Linked DNA regions of Homo sapiens: region 1 is linked to region 2. A link is an interaction called in ENCODE POLR2A ChIA-PET data of the cell type or tissue named here. Cell type or tissue: GM12878. All regions are shown on one strand. Each heading gives the region's core, and the rest is flanking DNA. Links, peaks and the distances in the headings are about the cores only.

What was found. ChIA-PET counts read pairs that join two places held together with the same protein. Peaks named below come from ENCODE experiments on the same cell type or tissue, not always from the same donor. Only the 100,000 strongest peaks of a DNase experiment are listed, where the experiment ranks them.
Region 1: POLR2A ChIA-PET joins it to region 2 with 11 read pairs; 1 of 35 experiments calls an interaction of 5 or more read pairs at or near these places.

The regions. Positions count from the first base shown.
Region 1 is chr20:31,684,181-31,687,083 of GRCh38, reverse strand. The region is part of intron 2 of BCL2L1 (BCL2 like 1); the gene reads left to right. It overlaps BCL2L1-AS1 (BCL2L1 antisense RNA 1), which reads right to left. Exons shown (of 4, transcript NR_187576.1): 3 at 700-878. Among named protein-coding and RNA genes, the nearest start is that of BCL2L1-AS1, 11 kb to the right of the region's middle. In GM12878, for the core only: no CTCF peak of the experiment used is centred there; DNase peaks (open chromatin) are centred at 1,538 and 2,230; H3K4me3 peaks cover 1,098 bases; H3K27ac peaks cover 1,920 bases.
Region 2 is chr20:31,867,521-31,870,358 of GRCh38, reverse strand. DUSP15 (dual specificity phosphatase 15) reads left to right here. Exons shown (of 7, transcript NM_080611.5): 1 at 1-42; 2 at 762-795. The coding sequence starts at 22. Among named protein-coding and RNA genes, the nearest start is that of DUSP15, 1.6 kb to the left of the region's middle. RefSeq lists a silencer at 1-185. In GM12878, for the core only: no CTCF peak of the experiment used is centred there; no DNase peak of the experiment used is centred there; H3K4me3 peaks cover 327 bases; H3K27me3 peaks cover 259 bases.

The DNA.
Region 1 (2,903 bases), core at 201-2,700, 180 kb after region 2:
GACCTCCCAAAGTTCTGGGATTACAGGTGTGAGCCACCAGACTCGGCCAGTGTAGTATTTTTAATCTTCACAATAATCCTTCTTGGGAAACATGTTATTGTCCTCATTGTCCAGATTAGAAAACTGAGTGTAAAGTAAGTTAAATTATAGTCCTAAGGTTGAATGCTAATAAAGACAGAATACAAGTCCAATATATTGGACTCAAAAGCCCTCACTTAACTATGGTCTCCATGGGCTTCCCTTGGCTCTCTCTGCCTTTTTTTATTTTTTCTTATTGCTTGAGGCCCTTTCTGGAAGGTAAGTCTGGATTATCTACTTCACACTGTTTTAGAGAAGACTTGTGGTTTCCATTTACCCCTTACTCCCTCCGCTCCATGGCCTTTCAGGGAGAACACTGTGGGTATCATGCTGGGTGGCCTGGAGGGTCCAAGTAACAGGAATCTAGAAGGATGGACCAGATGTGAACAAAAGAAAGCCTGAGTAGGACACAAAACAGAGAAGTGGGGCTGTAACATCTCTAAGATATTACAGCTTGCTACTTCCACTCTCTTTGCAAATGTGGTGAAACCCAGGCTGGAGTCATAAAATAATAGCATAGGATCATTAACTAAAGTTTGTCTAGTGCTTCCTTGTGTTCACACATTATCTCATTGAACCTCTGACGATGCTAGGAGGAGGTAAATAGGGTTTTCCTCTTACCTTGGGTGAACTGAGGTCTTCTGACTAAGTCTCAGGTCCTTTCTACCATTTGTGCTGCATCCACATCTCTACTGGGAAGAACACAGGCTCTGCAGTCAGACACACCTGGGTTTGAACCACCTCCATTTTGTGTGTGTTGGATCTTGAGCAAGTGAATTCACCTTTGTGACCATCCATGTCTTCATAAAATAAGAATTTTAAACACACATGAGGGCCTGGCATATACAAAACATTGAATAAATAGCAGTGATCTTTTTATTGACATCAGAAGGGGGTTGGGGACCCAGAGGCTATTTGGGCTCCTATGGCATAGCTCTTGGAACGTGTTAATTTTCAAGGACAGGGGTTTGCAAGTCAGAGCAATGTCAAGTAAAGAACAGGTTCTTTGGGAGGCCAGGATATGCTAATGGGTGAACAATGTAAGGGAGGCATAATAATAATGCCAAAGGCCTCCTAGAGTACCTGTTCACTGCACTTTTGGGTCTTTGGTTTATATATGAAGAAAATGAGGTGCCCCCAGAGGGGAAGTGGGTTGCCATTGTTACACAGTAAGTTAATAAATGGCATTGCTGAGATTAGAACTCAGTCTTTTGTCTGCCAAGAAAGCTTACTTTTCCCTTACACTCCACTGCTCCCTTGAGGGGAAAAAAAAAGGGCCCGGAGATAGGATCTTAGTGCTTTGGAACTGGAGAGAAAGCCTTAGAGATCATCTGATCCATCCTCCACACTTTTCAGATGAGAAAAGTGAGGCCCGTGGTGCTTAATTGACAGGACCATAGCCAAATAGAGCCACCACAAAGCAGGAGTAAGCTCACGTTTCTTGAACCTGACCATGTGGAACTTTCAAATTGCCTTTTTTCTGTGCGGAACTAGAGCCTCACTGAAAATACCAGTGGTTTACAATAAGAACAGCTGTTTAGTTTGGGGAACATTTTTCCAAATAGAATCTTCTTTTTCTCTCTTTCTCAATTCTTTTTTTTTTTTTGAGATGGAGTCTTGCTCTGTCACTCAGGCTGGAGTGCAGTGGCACGATCTCAGCTCACTGCAAGCTCCGCCTCCTGGGTTCACGCCATTCTCCTGCCTAAGCCTCCCGAGTAGGTGGGACTACAGACACCCGCCACCACGCCTGGCTAATTTTTTGTATTTTTAGTAGACGGGGTTTCACCGTGTTAGCCAGGATGGTCTTGATCTCCTGACTTCGTGATCCACCCACCTCGGCTTCCCAAAGTGCTGGGATTACAGGCGTGAGCCACCACGCCTGGCTGTCTTTCTCAATTCTTAATAAAAATATACTAGAAGAAGAAAAAGCTTTAATGGAGGACCTTGGTAGAAAGCAGGTAAAAATTATATAGAGTCTCTAAAATCTAGGGAGGTCCCCAGAGCCAGTAAATTTAGAGGCCAGCCTTCTCGCCTATCCCAGCAAGCTTATCACTTGTCTTGCCCTATTCACAACAGGCCTTCAGAAGGCCCAGCCTTCCCTTGGCAGCTGCATGTGGTGAACACCAACGGAAATCCCTGGTATTTTTCTTTGTATGCAACCAACCGTGGAGATGTAGGTCAGGCATTGCTGGCTTGGCAGTTACAACATCTCTAGCTTCACCCCTGCACCTGTAGCCGTGTTCACTAAGCCCCTCAAAGATGGGAAATGGATGGTCCCTTCTTAATAGGGTTTGGATCCCCGAGGGCTCATATGGGTGGAGTGGGTTTGGGAGGAGACAGACCATCCGGAATGTGGAGATGAGAAGGGTAGATCTGGCTCTTCCCTCCTTAATGTCTGATGTCTGGTGTTACTATAGCTGGATTGGTGGTGCTTCTGCTCAGCTCACCTTAGAGTAATCATCACTGACGGAGGAGACTGGGGAGGTCCCATCCTTCCCCTGGGCTCAGCTGGGTCCCCAGACCTACACCTGAACCCCACGCCTGTCTGGTGTTTACGGATTGAAGCTGCCACCCTTTGGGACCTATCCTGTTTTCATTTCTGCTCTCAGCTCTCTGGTCTCTGTGGACCTCACTTACAGGTTTGTACGTGCCTGTCACCCACGGTGCAGCCCCATGAGGCTCTCCCAGCCTGGCACACTCATGCCTCTTTGGCCTTTGTTCTCTTCAGGAAAACTGCTAGCTCTATGCCTTGCTAGGGAGGGCTTTTCTGGCCCCTCAGATAGGTTCTTTTGGTCCAACCTAGCTATACCTTTCCTGAGATTCAG
Region 2 (2,838 bases), core at 1-2,500:
CGGACCGCCGCCCCCGGGATCATGGGCAATGGCATGACCAAGGTAGGGGGCGGGCCCCGCGCAGCCTCCCCGGTCCCCGCCCCGGCCGCCGCGGCCCGGCGCTGACCAGCTCGGTCCGCCCGCCTCTGACCTTCTGTTCTCGCCGGTCTCCGTGCGGCGGCATCTCCGTGTCCCTGTGACTCGAGACCGCGGCTGTCGGGTCTCCCCCTCTCTGACCCTGCGTCTCTGTCCCCGCTGTGTCCGCCCTCTCTCCGTGACTCTGTGTGTCTCTCGCTGTCTTGCTGTGGCTGTCACTCCCAGGCTGTCTCCCAGTGAGTCCTGCTCTCCGTCTGCATGTGTCCCTCTCCCTTGTCGCTGACTCCTCGGCTCTCTCCGGGGCTGTTTCTCCATCCTGTCCCGCCTCTGCCTGTCATTGCCTTTCTGCCTCCCCAGCCCCAGAATTTCCATCCCTGCACCCTGCAAGTCTACCTCTCTCCTCTCCTCTCCTCCTAAGACCTGCCTTCCTCCTCTCCCCTCTCATACCCAAGCTGGCCTCCCTTGGTTCCCTCGGTTGGTTAACTGGCCCCCTAGCCTACCCTCCCCAGAGCCCCAGACCCCTCTCACAGAGGACTCAGGGCCCACAAAAGGGAAGAGAGTGCTCCCTGAGCCCTGAGGTCCATACCCTTCATGGGACAGAGAGGGGCTGTGGGCCCCCCAGCTGCCCTGGGGGTGGAAGGGGGTGCAGCCCCTGCCCCACTGACCCTTGCCTGTCCTTCCTCTAGGTACTTCCTGGACTCTACCTCGGAAACTTCATTGGTGAGCACTGCCCACTCTGTCCCGAGGCCATGGCACTCTGCCTGTCTCAGGCCTGTGTCCACCATTCATGCCCTGGCCCATGCATCTCAGGAATGGGGTTGGGGGCAGGGAAGCGGCCCCAGGCTGGGAGGGGGAAAAGGCTGATGGAGGACAAGGGGTGCACATGCAGGCGAGTGTCCCCAGGCTTGAAGGGACATGGAGGGAGCATGGGGGCCTGACACTGACATCCCTCCCCGCCATTCAGCCTTCCCCAGTGTTCTACCACCAGACCAAAGGGCCAGAGCAAAGGGCTCGGGGCCTGGGCTGTGGACCTGAGCAAGTCTACACCTGCGCTAAGCCTCAGCCTCCTCCTCAGCACAAAAGGTCCACCAGCTGCTGAGCACTCTTCTGGCCCTGAGGTTCTGGGTTGAGGTCTGTTTGCGGGTGCTGCTTCTAGCGGGGAAGCTGGGAACTCTTCCCCCCATAACTTCCTCCTTGTCAGAGGAGAGGTCCCTGGAGATGGGCTGGGCCTTCTTGTGAGCAGGGTCATGAGCACCAACACTGTCGCACCCCAGAGCCCTGGAGCAGCTGGGCAGCCTAGAGCTGGAAGTTGGGGGGGCGGTGAGCCGGCAAGCTTTGCATTCCCCACTCTCTCATCCATTCCTTCCACAATCTTCAGTCAGGAGGAGGGGACACCCATGTATAGATACCTTGTTCTTCAGGGGCTTCCAGGCTGGTGGCAGGCAGGCAGAGCTGAACATAGACCTTGGGTAGAAAACATGCTGGGTAGAAACCATGCTAAGGGGGCTGGGCGCAGTGGCTCACGCCTTTAATCCCAGCACTTTGGGAGGCGGAGGCGGGCAGACCACCTGAGGTCAGGAGTTCGAGACCAGCCTGGCCAACATAGTGAAACCCCGTCTCTACTAAAAATACAAAAATCAGCCAGGCACGATGGCAGGCGCCTGTAATCCCAGCTACTTGGGAGGCTGAGGCAGGAGAATCACTTGAACCCGGGAGGCGGGGGTTGCAGTCAGCCGAGATCGTGCCACTGCACTCCAGTCTGGGCAACAGAGCGAGACTCTGTCTCAAAAAAAAAAAAAAAAAAAAAGAGAAAGAAAAAAGAAAAGAAAACATGCTAAGGGGCAGACTGATCCAGGGCTTGGGTGACTCAAAGTGGGAAAATCATTTCCATCTGCAGAGTCAGAAAAAGCTTTAGAGAGGGAGGGGCTCAGGTGCTTCACCCTTGTAAATCCTGGTCCCTTCCTTCCTGGGAGCTCCCTCAGCCGCTCATGCCACCTTGATTTCTGTGAGTATTTGGCCAAGTAAGGTCTGAACCCTCTGTAAGTGTGCAGGCCCCATAAGGGCAGGAGCCACGAAGCTGGCCCCAGACCTCCAGTGCCCAGCCAAAGTATACACATGGTTAGCACTCGGTAAATGCTCATCGAATGAGGAAGTGGAGATAGAGGGGACATGTGTTATTCATTCTGAATATAAAAGATCTGCATATGCTGGGTATGCAGCCCCTAGAGAGGGCCACTGTTGGGTACATCCTTGTTCATATATCTTTGTAGATAAGGACATAGTATTTAAAACAAAAGTGGAAGCTTATTCTGTATCCTTAAAAATACATTGTGGGCATCAGCCGGGCACGATGGCTCACGCCTGTAATCCCAGCACTTTGGGAGGCCAAGGCGGGCGGATCACGAGGTCAGGAGATCGAGACCATCCTGGCTAACACGGTGAAACCCCGTCTCTACTAAAAATGCAAAAAAATTAGCCGGGTGTGGTGGCGGGAGCCTGTAGTCCCAGCTACTCCGGAGGCTGAGGCAGGAGAATGGCGTGAACCCGGGAGGCAGAGCTTGTGGTCAGCCGAGATCGCGCCACTGGACTCCAGCCTGGGAGAGAGAGCAAGACTCCGTCTCAAAAAAAAAAAAAAAAAAAAAAAAAAAAAAACATTGTGGGCATCATTGCACATCAGCATATAGAACTCTTTTTAATGGCGGCACACTGTGCCAAAGTATGCCTACACCATTAATCATCCAGTCCCTTTTTAATGAACACCAG